Linked DNA regions of Homo sapiens: all the other regions are linked to region 1. Evidence: chromatin contacts called from ENCODE Hi-C or POLR2A ChIA-PET data. All regions are on one chromosome and are shown on one strand. Each heading gives the region's core, a stretch centred on a gene start or an enhancer-like site at or near the end of the contact. The rest is flanking DNA. Distances are from core to core; before and after follow the strand shown. Region 1 holds the start of SLC1A5 (solute carrier family 1 member 5). Region 2 holds the start of IRF2BP1 (interferon regulatory factor 2 binding protein 1). Region 3 holds the start of DHX34 (DExH-box helicase 34). Region 4 holds the start of NAPA (NSF attachment protein alpha). Region 5 holds the start of NAPA-AS1 (NAPA antisense RNA 1).

Region 1 (2,700 bases), core at 19-2,518:
CCCCGTCCTGTCCACGTGACCACTCCCGCCATCCGTAACACTCTTCCCCACCTCCCGGGGGAGCGGGAGCTGACCTCGCAAGATCCAGGAACGAATCGAGCACCTCCTTGCTGGGGGCATTTTCGGCACTGCCCGCGGCTCCCACGGAGGCGTTGATGGCGGCGGAGGCGGCGCCCGGCTGCAGAGCCAGCGCCAAGCCCACTCCGAGCGCCGACGCCAGCAGCGTGGTGACCAGGAAAAAGAGCAGCGCCCAGGCGCCCAGACGGCCGAGCGCGCCGGGGTCCAGGCTGGCGGCGCCGCCGATCAAGCTGCACACCACCAGCGGCAAGATGATCATCCGCAGCAGACGCAGCAGCAGCTCGCCCGGGAAGACGAAGGCGCTCAAGCGCTCCGGGCCCAACGCCAGCGCACCCCCGGCCCCCGACACCCCCAGTCCCAGCGCCACGCCGGCCACCACGGCCACCACTGTCAGCAGCACAAGCAGGTTGGCTCGAAGGCAGCGGCGCACCTGGTCCCGGGAACCGCAGTAGCCGCCTGCTGCCGCGCCTTGGTCCTCGATGGAGGCCAGCGCCAGGCCCCCGTTGGCGGTGGGCTCCGCCGCTGCGAGCCCCTTGGAGTCTCGAGGAGGATCGGCCACCATGATGGGAAGCACCGGGGTTTCTTAGCGCCTGGAAGCTGGCTGGGAGCGCTTGGGCTCCTTCCCAGGACCCGACGTTCCTAGGACTGAGTTGAGTAACAGCACCTGGAGACTGGAACTTTGGAGGGCTCCTTAGAGTTGTGAGTTCACAGCACTGAAGTTCCTTGGCTCTTGGAAGCTGGAGTGTTTAAATTCCCCAGGCTGGGCGCTGAGGCTTCTCTGCTCTGCCCCGTGTGCCAGATGTCCGAAAGCTGGGAGTTCGGAGCGCCCGGGTTCCTTGGCCCTAGGAGCTGGGAATACGAGAGTTTCTCTGGGTGGGACGTGGGGCCCTTGGCTCCAGGAGGTTGAGTGCCCCCAGATGGCGGAGGTCTGCAGGAGGCTAGGTTCTGGTGGCGCAGATCCCGGACGCCTGGATCCGGGAGGCGGGGACCCGGGCTGCCTGGGTCTTGGACACTGAGGGCTGGGATGCCAGAATCTGGGGGCCGGGAAGCGGACCTCCGGAAACAGGGGACCCAGGCTCTTAGGTCCGGGAGGGTGGGATGCGGGCCCCTGTGTACGGAAGGCGGTGGTCTGGTGTCCGGGAGTAGCGGTTACCAGCCAGAGAAAGCCTCCCGGGCGTGCCGCGTGGCTCTGAGCCCGTTTAGCGGAAGCTGCCAGGGATAAGGGTAGGGGGCGGGGCTTGAGAAGGCGGGGACCGACCCTCGGGCGCCGATTGGCTGCAGAGCGTTCGGAGACTGGACGAGTAGGGGCGGGGCTGATACCCGAGATGGGCCAGGTCCCCCATAGAAGGCAGATTAATAATACCCATCTCCAGGAGCCGGGCCCAGAGACGACGGGGCGGGGCCAGGAAGGGGCGGGGCCTTGGGAGGGTGCTGTTTCCCGCCAAAGGAACTGGGTTGTGGGTTGGAGCCCTTAAACCACAGGGGTTCGTTCCCTGGTGCGAGGGTCGCTAGAAAGCTCCGGTGGTCCTCGGTGATTCATTTGCAACTCAACTCAGCTTTGGAACTCCTCAGCCCTGAGTTTGGTCTTTAGTCGCCTCTGAGAACTTTAATTCCTCGAATATAAAGTGCAGGTGTTAAAAGCTTTTGTCTCATATGATTGCTGTAAGATTTAAATAAAATTGATGTATTTATTTAGGGAGCCGTGGCTCAAGCCTGTAATCCCACCACTTTGGGAGGTGAAGCGGGCGGATCACTTGAGGTCAGGAGGTCGAGACCAGCCTGGCCAACATGGTGAAACCCGTCTCTACTAAAAATACAAAAATTACCTGGTGTGGTGGCACGTGCCTGTAATCCCAGCTACTGGAAGCCTGAGGCAGGAGAATCGCTTGAACCCCAGAGGCAGAGGAAGTCATTCACCTTGAGGCCACACCTAGAGAGGATGACACGTGCATGCCCACCTCCCAAGCCCCTAACCGCACCCACTCTGCTGCCTCCCCAAATTCTCTGTTAGTGGCCGTTTGGGAGGTTAACAATGAATTATGATTCCTTACTCCACCTGACAGTGTTGAAATCCTCATTCCTTTCCCATCTCTAGCCTGTTCTGTGACATTTCAGGCTTTCATGCTTGCTCAAAGATTGTAGTGGTAATGTCAGAAGCTTCCTCCTACAGCAGCTGTGAGGCCTCAGGTAATTTACAACCTCTATGAGGCTCAGTCTTCATATGTGTAAATGGGAATAATAATAAGTCATACCGCCTTGAGTGTTGCAAGGGTTCAAATGAGATAATACGGCCGGGCGCAGTGGCTCACGCCTGTTATCCCACCACTTTGGGAGTTGATGCGGGCAGATCACTTGAGGTCAGGAGTTCCAGACGAGCCTGGCCAACATGGCAAAACCCTGTCTCTGCTGAAAATGCAAAAATTAGCTGGGTGTGGTGGCACATGCCTGTAATCCCAGCTACTCAGGAGGCTGAGGCAGAAGAATTGCTTGAATCCAGGAGGCAGAGGTTGCGAAGAGCCGAGATCTCACCACTGCACTCCAGCCTGGGTGACAGAGTGAGACTCCACCTCAAAAAAAAAAAAGTTATTTATTTGTGCTTTAAAATTTTTTGTTCTTTCTCTC
Region 2 (2,700 bases), core at 172-2,671, 900 kb before region 1:
TGGGGCAGGGCCTCCGCGGGAGCTGGCTCGCGGAAGCTGCGGACGCCGTCGGTAAGCAGCTCGCCCAGCTGCCGCCATTCTCCTGATCCATGCCGGCGTTCATATTCGAGGTACTTGAAGCCCGAAGAAGCCAGTGCCTTGCCCGGCTCCCGCAGAGCATCGTGGAACATCTGGCGAGCCACTGCCAGGACGCCGGCGTACACATTGCCGGAACCACAGGGGTATTCGGTGAAGAGCTTCAGCTCGAACTCGTATCCTGGAGGACGGGCAGTAGCATCGAAGGCGAACACTCGCCCCACCAGCCCGTGATCCTTCTTGAAGCGCACATTGAACGGGGCGCAGGCGGACAGCGCCAGTAGCTGTTCCCGCACTGCTTTGGGGCGCCCGTGCCATTCCTCTGCCCGGCCTCGCATGGCCTCGTTCAGTTCTGCCAGACAGTCCGCATTCCTCTGCTGCTTCTCTTTCTCGAAATCGGAGCCGAAGAGGGGACGGGCAGGACTCAAGCCGGGTGCCAGCGTCAGGCCTCGGCTTCCCAGGCCAGACACTGCAGCTGCCAGCAGCCCAGGGGGCATCAAGCCAGGCATGGAGCCAAGCAAGGCCCTTCGCGCCCCCTCAGCCACGGCCTCCTCACGGCCCAGCCCATTGGCCAGGCGGGACCCCAGAGTGTACTCCAGGGCGGGCGAGGGCAGGGGGAGGCGGCCTGATGATGTGGCCCTGTCATAGCGGTCCTGGCCCGACACGCCGCCGCCGGTCCCTGACGGCTGGGGCTGGGCCTGCGGGGGCGGCAGCTGGGGCCCCTGTGCGGCTGCCGCCGCCAGGTCCTTGGTGGCCGGGTGCTTAAGGGCCGGGGGCCCGGGCGAGCGGCCCTCGGGGAGCACGTGGCTGCGCTTGAGCTGGCGGGCGGCATCGATGAGCAGTTCGATGCGGTCCGCGCCCTCGAAGTTCACGCAGCCGCGACACACGGCCTCGCTGAAGTCCCACACCATGGCCCACGGCATCTTGGGCAGGTCGCACAGGTAGCACCACTGGCGGCGGGACGCCTGCACAGACGCCATGGCCCCAGTCCGCGCGCCGCCCAGCTCCCGCGTTCCACCGGCCGCCGACGTGCGATCCGCGCCGCCAACGTTCGATCCGCGTCCCGGGGACAGCGCGAGCCACGGTCCGGCCTCCGGCTCGGCCTCCCCGCCGGATCCAGGCCCGGCCCCCCTTCCCCGCCCCCTGGGCCCTAAGCCTTTCTGCTCACTCCCGCCTCCCTCGCGAAGGCAGGCTGAGGCACGTCGGCGCCCCCGCCCGGTCCGGGCTCCGAGCCGAGGCGCACAGCTCGGGCCCCACGATGGGCCGCGAGCGCCGCCGCCTCGGGCTCCCGCCGCTCTCGCCGCCGCCGCTGCAACGGCCGCCGCCGCCTCCACCTCCTTCTTCTGCCCCAGAGGCCGCTTCGCAGGGAAAGTTACATAACACGCCTGCAAAGCCTTCTGGGAAACGTAGTCCCGCCGGGGCCGGCTCTTAAAGGGAACGGCGGGCAGACGCGGGCTGGGGGGGTTGTCGCCTCTGCCGGCGCAAACCTTACAACCTTCTCCGTGGGGCCGGAGTTCAGCGCGCCGCAAGATGCTGGGACACAAAGGTGGTAGGCGAGGATGCAATACAAATGATCAGAGCTACTCCGGATTCAGAAATTGTGGGGGTGGGTGGACAGGCTTCCGGGCTTCCAACTTCTGCTCGGATTTGCTGTGCAGCTTTAGGCAAAATGTCTTGCCCTCTCTGAACCTCAGTTTCCCCGCCCAGCAAAGGTGGGCCAATGACGGATTAGGAAAGTAGCAGCTTCTGGGGCGGGGCGGAGAAGCCCTGATTGGCTTCAGAGCAGGGACGGGAAGCTGGCAACTAGGTGGGGGTGGGGGTGGCCACCTGGCACTTCGTCCTCCCCCCGGAATCCTAGATATATGCTTCTGGGGCCCGCCACAGCCAGAGAAGGGAGAGGACTAAGGGCTTCCGAGCCAGAGCCTTGTCTCAGTTGTTTCTCTGCTAAAAGAGTGGGGCGACTGGCCGCCCTCTAACCCTGTCCCAGCTCTGCCCGCGCGCTCTGGTCTCTAAAGGGTTACACCATCGGGGGCTCGGCGTCCCCCACCCGCTTCACTACAATTCCCAAAATGCACTGCGGGTCGGACATAGTGACGCACTTCCGCCCTCTGGGAGGTTTGGGGAGGCCTTCCAGATTCACGCTACTTTCCCGGCTACCCCCCGCCCCCCCACTTTTCTGGGGGCTCTTTACGTGCATTCGGAGCGTGGCGTTTGGGGGACCCTTATCTTCTGTTGCTCCCCAGTTTGAGGGAAGAGTAAGGGGTTAAGAAGTGACGGGCAAGAGGAGGGAGTTGCTGGGGAAGGGCAAACACCAGACCAACCTTTCCCCAACCTTGAGCGCTCACTACCTGGAAGGCCCAATCAGGCTGTGAGGACCCTTCTTCTTTCCCAGGCATTGGGAACTGGACGAGGCTGTCTTTGGGGAAGGGCGGAGGCGGGTCTCCAGGTTCCAACCCACAACAGCCCCTTTCTCTAGGCCTGGGTCCGTGTTAGGTGCTCAAAAATATTTGAATGACGTACCAGTTGGCCCTGGTTTTGTCTAGTGAGGGGCTGCTTGTCCCTTCTCCTCCCGTCCCACTGGAACCGCAGCAGCTCTGATTCTGTTACCCAGACCTCACAATTTTA
Region 3 (2,700 bases), core at 196-2,695, 560 kb after region 1:
TGGTAGTAGATGGTGACTCCATATTTCCAAATGCTCAGGCCAAAAACTTTAGAGTCCTTCTTTTTTTTAGACATAGAACTTTTTTCTGGCCAGGCACGGTGGCTCATGCCTGTAATCCCAGCACTTTGGGAGGCCGAGGTGGGCGGATCACGAGGTCAGGAGATCGAGACCATCCTGGCTAACACAGTGAAACCCCGTCTCTACTAAAAATACAAAAAATTAGCCGGGCGTGGTGGCGGGCGCCTGTAGTCCCAGCTATGCGGGAGGCTCAGGCAGGAGAATGGCGGGAACCTGGGAGGCGGAGCCTGCAGTGGGCCGAGATCGCGCCACCGCACTCCAACCTGGGCGACAGCGAGACTCCGTCTCAGAAAAAAAAAACAACAACACTTTTTTCTTTTTTTGAGACAGTCTGGCTCTGTCACCCAGGCTGGAGTGCGGTGGTACCATCATGGCTCACTGCAGCCTCAGTCTCTCAGCCTCCTAGGTTCAATCGATCCTCCCACCTCAGCCTCTTGAGTAGCTGGGACTACAGGCACACACTACCATATCCGACTAACTTTTGTATTTTTTTGTAGAAACAGGGGTTGGCCATATTGCCCAGGCTGGTGTGGAACGCCTGACCTCAGGTGATCCACCTACCCCGGCCTCTCAAACTGTTGGGATTACAGGCGTGAGCCGCCGTGCCCAGCTGTTTCTTCTTTCAGTTAATAAAAGAGAGGGTGCATTGCTGGCTAATGAGATTGTTTCTATACTTGGGGGTCTTCCTGAATGTGTGTGATTGAGTTTATTGCAGAGAAAGGTAACAGAAAATGGGGTTGTAGAAAGAAAAGAGGTAGAGGCTGAGTGAGATGCCCCACATCTGTAATCTCAGTGCTTTGGGAGGCCAAGGCGGGCGGATCACTTGAGATCAGGAGCTGGAGACCAGCCTGGCCCAAATCGTGAAACCTCGTCTCTACTAAAAATACAAAAATCAGCCAGGTGTAGTGGTGTGCGCCTGTAATCCCAGCTACTCGAGAGGCTGAGGCAGGAGAATGGTTTGAACTTGGGAGGCGGAGATTGCAATGAGGTGAGATAACGCCACTGCACTCTAGCCTGGGAGACAGTGAGACTATGTCTCAAAAGAAAAAAAAAAGTTCCTGGGCCCCAGACCAGCTCTCTCTTTGGGTTAAAACCCCGGCGTCCCGGAGCTGAGGCGCACGTGGCTATGCTTGGGGAGGAGAGGGCGGGGCCGGGGAGGAGGCGCTTGCAAGTCTGTACCGCAATGCCTCTACTGGCCTCTAGAGGGCGCAATCACTCGAGGCTCCGCCCCAAGCGAGGCGGGGCGGAAGCGTGCTGTGCACAGGCGCAAGATGGGTCTTGGGCAGCCCAGAGCTTCCGATTGGCTCTTCTGTGGTGGCGGGGCGGGGTCAGAACGAGATGGCTGTGTGCGCAGGCGCAAGACTAGCGCTCTTGGGACCGGAAGTTAAGGCGTTCGCGGCGTGTGGTAAGTGAGGGGGGCGGGACGGGTGTACCGGGTTGTGGCGGCGATGGCTGTCGGAGTTGGGCCGCTTGGGGGTAGTTTGGGGTGCGAGTCCAGGGGCGAGGGAAGTCTCGAGATGAGGAGAAATGTAGGAGGCAGCCGAAGGGCCGGCAAACGCGGACAGAGATGGCACCTGAGCGTCCCTGGGAGAACCTGGGCGACAGGCCAGAGACCGAAAGAAATGGAGGCACGAAAAGAAGCTTCGAGAAACTGAGGGACTGAAAGACGAGGGTGTTGGGAGAGGAGGGAAGCTGAAAACTAGAGAGCGTGGGCGAGAGTGCCGATGGGTTCCAGCGAGAGTCTTAGAGCCCACGAGGCCGAGAGGCGTGGTCGCCCATGAACTTGGGGAGTGGAGGGAAAAGTCGGAAACTGATCGTGGACACTAGAAACAGAAAAAATGGAATTTAGATGGAGAAACGAGACACTGAATCACGGGGGAGACCGAGAGATACGGAAGGATGGAGACAGTTGAAATAGGAAGAACCCCACAAAAGCTGGAGATAATGGAGAACGATGCTGAGAAATGGAAAAGCGAGGGAGTGGAGCCCGAACCCCTGGATTTGAGTGGCTCATGTAACACTCGGCTACTCACTTAGCCTCTCTATTGCTCAGTAAAATAGGGGGTGATCATAGTGCCTGACAGTCGTGAGAAAAGTGTGTGTGTGTATGTACATAGGTGTGGGATAGGAATAGATCATGCAGATAGGATAGGTCTGTGTGTTAATGTGAGTAAGTAAGCATGAGCTATTACTAAAGCTTCTGATATTGGGAGATAAAGTATTAGATGGGGAAATGGAGAGAGGTGGTGATGGAGAGTGAATACTGGAAGGACAAAAGGGAGGAAAAAAAGATTCAAACAGAAAATGAGAAAGGGCGTGGTGACTCACTCCTGTCATCCACAGCACTTTGGGAGGCTGCGGTGGGAGGATCACTTGAGCTTGGGAGGTCGAGGCTGCTGTACGCCGTGATTGTGCCACTGCACTTCAGGCTGGGTGACAGAGTGAGACCCTGTTTCAAAAAAACAAAAATGAATTTTTTTTTTTTTTTTTTGAGATGGAGTTTCGCTCTTGTTGCCCAGGCTGGAGTGCAGTGGTGCGATCTTGGCTCACTGCAACCTCTGCCTCCTGGGTTCAAGCGAGTCTCCTGCCTCAGCCTCCAGAGTAGCTGGGATTACAGGCAGG
Region 4 (2,700 bases), core at 58-2,557, 730 kb after region 1:
CTCCTTGGCCAAGCCACCACCACGCATTCCCCCACCCAGGAGTCTCCAGCCTCAACCCAGGCCTCCTCAGGCTTTTTTCTTTCTTTCTTTCTTTTTTTTTTTTTTTTTTTTTGAGACAGAGTCTCGCTCTGTCCCCCAGGCTGTAGTGCAGTGGCTCGATCTCGGCTCACTGCAACCTCTACCTCCGGGTTCAAGTGATTCTCCTGCCCCAGCCTCCCGAGTAGCTGGGATTACAGGTACCCGCCACCAGGCCCAGATAACTTTTGTATTTTTAGTAGAGACGGGGTTTCACCATGTTGTCCAGGCTGGTCTCGAACTCCCCGCCTCAGATAATCTGCCCACCTCGGCCTCCCAAAGTGCTGAGACCTCCACAGTCTTGACTCCATCATCCCGGGTTCCTCCGTTCAGCTGTCCTTAAACTAGTCACTGCTAACCAGGGCCGTACTCACCCCATGCACCCCCCACACTTCAGACGCGGCTCACCGCTCCTAGGATCATCTAGCCCTGAGCCCCTCTGCCTGGTGTCAGCCCCCTTCAGCCTTCACCCTCACCGCCCAGGGCCCACGCAAATCCACTGCTCCAGGGGTTGAAAAGGTCAGTCCCTCGGGCAGGCGTCCTCAGCCCCAGGCCCCATCACTGCCGCCTGAGAGCCTTCAAACAGACTCCCCTAGAGCTCCGAAAAGCCTCTGGACCTGGCTTCTCTCCCGGACTCCCTCCGTCCCCCCAGGCCGGTCCCCTCCAAGGCTTCAGGACGTACTCCCTCGGTCCAGGTTCTCCCCCGCCCGCTGGCCTGTCTTCGGCCTGGGTCCCCTTCCTCGCCTCAAGATAGTGTCGCCTCGGTCCGTGTGTCCTCAGCCCAAATCCCTTCCGCCATGTCAGACCGTCTCTCCTCAAACCGTGTTGCCCCGGCCCAGGCTCTTGGCCCTCAGCCTGCGTCCCCTCTGCCGCCTCAGGCCATGTCACCTTATTGCAGGTTCCTCTCCGTCCCCTCGGCCCGAGCTCTGCGTGCCCTAACCCGCCACCTCCGAGCGTGACTCCTTCGTCCTCTCAGCCTAGGTCCCGGCCGACCCCTCAGCCCGGTTCTCACCCAAAGAGGCCAGAGAAGAAGGACTGCGAGTTCTTCACTTTGCGCTCCGCCTCGGCCAACAGCGCCATCGCCTCCGCTTCCTTCCCGGAATTGTCCATGGCGGCCACAAAGGGACTCAGCAAAGCGCCTGACCCTGACCCTGGGAAGACTCAGCCGCGGCCGGGCCGCGGAACACAGATCGGTAAAACTCGCCCGGCTGCGTTGACGTCGCACCGGCGCGCGTCGCTTGCGGCCAGGAACCACGTGACTAGCGCTGGCCAACCAGCGGCCTCGTAACGCCGCGCCCGCTCCGCCGGACACGCCCCCACCAGCCGCCGCACGCCGCCCGTGACTCGTGACCCCCCAATCGGCGTCAAGAGACCTCAACGCATGCGCACATACCGGCGAACGGCGCTCCACTCTCTCCCCAGCGCTCTGTACCTCACCTCCCACGTGACCCTGTGGAAGGCAATGGCAGTACCCCCCGCCGAGGCCCCGCCCCACGGTGTTGCTGCTGGATCCTCCTCCACCAATCAGCAGGAGCCCTCGGCTCGCGCTGGGGCGGGGGGTCCCCCACTCGCCCTCCCCGCGGAACTCTGGCACAGTCAGCTGACCGCAGACACTCACGTGACAGCTCGGGGCCCACGCCCGGGTTTGACAGTTCTGCGCAGAACTTAGTCCCGCCCCCGCGGCTGGTCTCGCCGGTTTCTTCACTTGGAAAGGCGTTTGTGGGAAAAGGAAACCGTTCTGCTTTTTCTTGCTCCCTCTGTCGGCCAGTACTAGAACTGCTTTGGGGAGACCGGTGAAGAGAGACTGCAAACAAAAACTTAAGAGGTTCTCTAACTCTGGTTTCATAAAAAATAGCTGAAGAGGGCCGGGCACGGTGGCTTACGCCTGTAATCCCAGCACTTTGGGAGGCCGAGGCGGGCGGATCACTTGAGGTCATGAGTTTGAGACCAGCCCGGCCAACATGGCGAAACCCCGCTCTACTAAAATACAAATATTAACCGGGTGTGGTGGCACACTCCTGTAATCCCAGCTACTGAGGAGGCTGAGAGAGGAGAATCGCTTGAACCGGGGAGGTGGAGGTTGCAACGGGCCGAGATCGTGCCACTGCACTCCAGCCTGGGCGACAGAGTGAGACTTAGTCTCAGAAAAAAAAAAAAAATAGCTGAAGAGAGCGTGTTAAAAAAAAATTCAGATTCGAAGATGGGCGCGGTGTCTCGTGCCTATAATCCCAGCTACTCGGGAGGCGAGAGGATCGCTTGGGCCCAGGAGTTTGAGTCTAGTTCAAGTCCCGCCTTGGGCAACATAGCAAGACTCTGTCTCTAAAAAAAAAAGTTTAGGCTCAAACACACCTCCTGCTGTCCCAGAAAATTGAGTTGCTGGTTTCTGAGACAGGGTCTCACTCTTTGGGTTGTTGGTTTTGGAGACAGGGTCTCGGTCTGTCGCCCAGGCTGGAGTGCAGCAGCACAATCATAGCTCACCTCAGTATAACTTTGTAGTGCCAGAAAGGAAGGAAGTATTCCACACGTGTGCTCACACACAAAATTAGGGGGTATGCCAAAGGAGCCAACTGAAAGAACTCCCAATGGCCAAAGCTGGAACAATTTGAGCATCAAAATAAAGTAGTA
Region 5 (2,700 bases), core at 126-2,625, 700 kb after region 1:
ATGTTGGCCAGGCTGGTCTCAAACTCCTGACCTCAGGTGATCCGTCTGCCTCAGCCTCTCAAAGTGCTGGGATTACAGGTGTGAGCCACCGTGCCCGGCTGGCATTTTAGTTTTCAATCCCTAATCTAGTACAACCTCTTTATTTTCCAGAAGGGGAAACAGACTACAGGGGTCTGTAAGTAAAGAAGGGGTTCGAGAAGCCAGGGTTTCTACATTTACAGTGGAGTGGGCGTCGATGCGCAGGGGACACTCACTCCGCATGGCACAGCTGGAACGGAGTGAACTGGAGCTCCAGGTTCAGGCAGCTCTCTGTAGGCAGGGCACAGGCAGGTTAGCATGGGGGACCTGCTGGGGACTCTCTCCCTCCTCCCGTCCACGCCTCACTCACGGGCAATAGAGTCAAGGTTGTACTCAGAGCCGGGCTCGTAGTCGCAGTAAATGTTCAGGAAGGGGCTGCCCTTGTCCCCTGAATCCTGGCGGAGGACACGGGGTTCAGGGGAGGGCAGGGGTGGCAGGAGGGATCCGGGGCGGCTCAGTGGAACTCACCATGTGTGTAAGGAGGAGGGCGAAGGGAGGTGGAGGGGGCTCTAGGTACCTTGATGAACGTGATCCCCACAACCAGACCCCGCTTGGGGGGTGACTTGTTGAAAGTGTCGATGGAGACAATCTCCGCATCCACTGGGAGGGGAGAGTTCTAAGTTCAGTGTCAGGCAGACTCATGCTTCCAATCTCCCCAACATGGTGAGCTCTGGCTACCGCAATGATCATGCCCTCTGGTCTGAGTCCTGACCACCATCACCTGATCTCTGTTCCCTGGGTACTAGGGATCCTGACCTGTAAGTCTGAAGAATCCTGAAACCCTAGGCTCATCCGGGCCCCAACTATGCCTGCCCGCTGATCCCAGTGACCCCCTTAAAACCACCTGATCCCATTCTTCCAGCACGGTGACCCGGCTCAGACAGAGCCTCAGAAGCCTTCTCAACACCACGTTCCAGGCCCCCGCCCCCCAGCACCATAGCGCCACCCACCGGGAATGTAGTTGAACTGCAGCTCCTTGGCCACTGGCCGGATTTTCTGTCGGAGGTCTTGGTAGCGGAAGCCGAGCACCTTGCCTTTAAGGGTGGCGGCCAGCAGCTCCCCGCGCCCGCCGGCGCCGCCTGCCAGCCCGTACACATTGCTCTGCGACGAGAAGCGCGTGAAGCTGTCCTCGCGCAACGGACAAGGCCCCGCGGCCACGGCCGCCTCCCCCATCATGCCCCTCAGTTAAGCACCCTCTCCGCAGCCCCCGCCCCAACCCGCACTACCCAACCTACGACTCTCTAAGCGACCTGAACCGCCGGGTGCCCGGCCGTTGCGCGGGCTGATGACGTACGGAAGCTGCCGGCGTTGCCCTCTCCCAAGATGGCGGCCAGGTCGCCTGCTCGGGCCTCCCAGGCGACTTTGCCCCACTGCGCCCGCGCTCTCTTCTCCTTTCCATTTCTGGACCAAGGGGCTGCCATAAGGAGTCTGTGACTAGAGATGGGAGGTGGTGGCCACGGCCTCTCGCTGTATGCTGTGTGGAAGGTCGAATCATCATCATCATAAAACTTAATATTGCCCTTATGTGCCAGGAACTACTGTAAGTGCATTCCATCTAATACTTTATTAAAAATTCGCAAGGGGGTGGAGGTAGGTACTTAAATCCATTTTAGAGATGAAGGAATTGAGGCACAGAGGGGTAAAGTAACTTGCCTAAGATCACACAGCTAGTAACGAGCGGTCAGTACTGGAAACCAAACAAGGTAACTCCACAGTTCACTATTTTTTTTTTTTTTTTTTTTGAGACGGAGTCTTGCTCTGTCACCCTGGAGTGCAGTGGTGCGATCTCGGCTCACTGCAACCTCTGCCTCCTGGGTTCAAGCGATTCTCCTGCCTCAGCCTCCCAGCAGCTGGGATTACAGGCGCCACCACACCTGGCTAGTTTTTCTATTTTTAGTAGAGATGGGGTTTCGCCATGTTGCCCAGGCTGGTCTGGACCTCCTGACCTCAGGTGATCCGCCCACCTCGGCCTCCCAAAGTGCTAGGATTATAGGCGTGAGCCCCCTTGCCCGGCCTATAGTTCATAATCTTAACAGTATCACCTTTAAAATAATTAATACATTCTTCTTGCCCCCAAGGAAAAATGATCCAGCTATAATAACCACCTCCTTTATCGAACACCTACTTGGTGACAGTCATGCTGGCTCTGATAATCTGATTCCTTACAACTGTTCTGCAAGGGCCTACTGTTACCCTCCCTGCCGGTTCACTTATTCAGGATTCATTGAGCTTTTACTATGTGCCCGGACGTCCTTTGCAAATCTGTCTCACTAATCTTTGCAAGAAAGAAACCTCTACAAAGAGGTTTATTATCCCAGTTTAGAGAGAATCAAATGGAGGCTCAGAAAGAGTAAGTCCACTGACTGATATGCTAGCAAGTGGTGGGGACAGGATGTAAACCAGGTGTTTCCGACTCTGGGGCCTTCAGGGGTTCCTGTCTGTGCTGCTTTGTCCCTAGAAGGCCATGGAGGTTTGGGTACTATGTGCACATCTGTGTATCATTTCCAGAAGACATGGGTTGGCCAGCTGTCCTGGACACCTCGAGCACACACAGACTGCAAGCTCCATGAAGGCAGCAGGCTGATCTCCCTTGATCACGGCCTTATCGCCTGTACCTGGAAC

Evidence for each region. A loop is a pair of places that touch in the nucleus more often than their neighbours do. ChIA-PET counts read pairs that join two places held with the same protein, here RNA polymerase II (POLR2A). Pooled maps may share reads with other maps.
Region 2: a pooled map shows a loop between it and region 1 (7-fold over the local background). The contact joins the promoter of IRF2BP1 here to the promoter of SLC1A5 in region 1. A Hi-C loop is called at or near these places in 1 of 37 single-sample maps with no recorded cell type and 5 of 50 pooled maps. POLR2A ChIA-PET finds 5 or more read pairs at or near these places in 1 of 52 experiments (activated CD4-positive, alpha-beta T cell).
Region 3: a loop to region 1 is called in a pooled map, with 10 times the contacts of the local background. The contact joins the promoter of DHX34 here to the promoter of SLC1A5 in region 1. A Hi-C loop is called at or near these places in 2 of 37 single-sample maps with no recorded cell type and 4 of 50 pooled maps. POLR2A ChIA-PET finds 5 or more read pairs at or near these places in 1 of 52 experiments (activated CD4-positive, alpha-beta T cell).
Region 4: a pooled map shows a loop between it and region 1 (8-fold over the local background). The contact joins the promoter of NAPA here to the promoter of SLC1A5 in region 1. A Hi-C loop is called at or near these places in 1 of 37 single-sample maps with no recorded cell type and 6 of 50 pooled maps. POLR2A ChIA-PET finds 5 or more read pairs at or near these places in 1 of 52 experiments (BJ).
Region 5: a loop to region 1 is called in a pooled map, with 6 times the contacts of the local background. The contact joins the promoter of NAPA-AS1 here to the promoter of SLC1A5 in region 1. A Hi-C loop is called at or near these places in 2 of 50 pooled maps. POLR2A ChIA-PET finds 5 or more read pairs at or near these places in 2 of 52 experiments (B cell and Panc1).

The regions. Positions count from the first base shown.
Region 1 is chr19:46,787,326-46,790,025 of GRCh38, forward strand. It overlaps SLC1A5 (solute carrier family 1 member 5), which reads right to left and starts at 1,269. Exons shown (of 8, transcript NM_005628.3): 1 at 75-1,269. The coding sequence starts at 640. RefSeq lists silencers at 347-396, 407-456, 1,427-1,586 and enhancers at 937-1,538, 1,187-1,481.
Region 2 is chr19:45,884,720-45,887,419 of GRCh38, forward strand. It overlaps IRF2BP1 (interferon regulatory factor 2 binding protein 1), which reads right to left and starts at 1,422. Exons shown (of 1, transcript NM_015649.3): 1 at 1-1,422. The coding sequence starts at 1,055. RefSeq lists silencers at 677-916, 957-1,436 and enhancers at 1,597-1,746, 1,897-2,136, 2,197-2,246.
Region 3 is chr19:47,347,870-47,350,569 of GRCh38, forward strand. DHX34 (DExH-box helicase 34) reads left to right here and starts at 1,446. Exons shown (of 17, transcript NM_014681.6): 1 at 1,446-1,483. RefSeq lists an enhancer at 1,286-2,190.
Region 4 is chr19:47,513,756-47,516,455 of GRCh38, forward strand. It overlaps NAPA (NSF attachment protein alpha), which reads right to left and starts at 1,308. Exons shown (of 11, transcript NM_003827.4): 1 at 1,088-1,308. The coding sequence starts at 1,185. RefSeq lists a silencer at 1,257-1,596 and an enhancer at 1,687-1,956.
Region 5 is chr19:47,482,907-47,485,606 of GRCh38, forward strand. It overlaps NAPA-AS1 (NAPA antisense RNA 1), which reads left to right and starts at 1,376. Exons shown (of 4, transcript NR_038452.1): 1 at 1,376-1,618. KPTN (kaptin, actin binding protein) reads right to left here and starts at 1,313. Exons shown (of 12, transcript NM_007059.4): 1 at 1,029-1,313; 2 at 596-678; 3 at 389-473; 4 at 255-309. The coding sequence starts at 1,254. It also overlaps a transcript of NAPA not described here. RefSeq lists enhancers at 1,238-1,527, 1,558-1,687.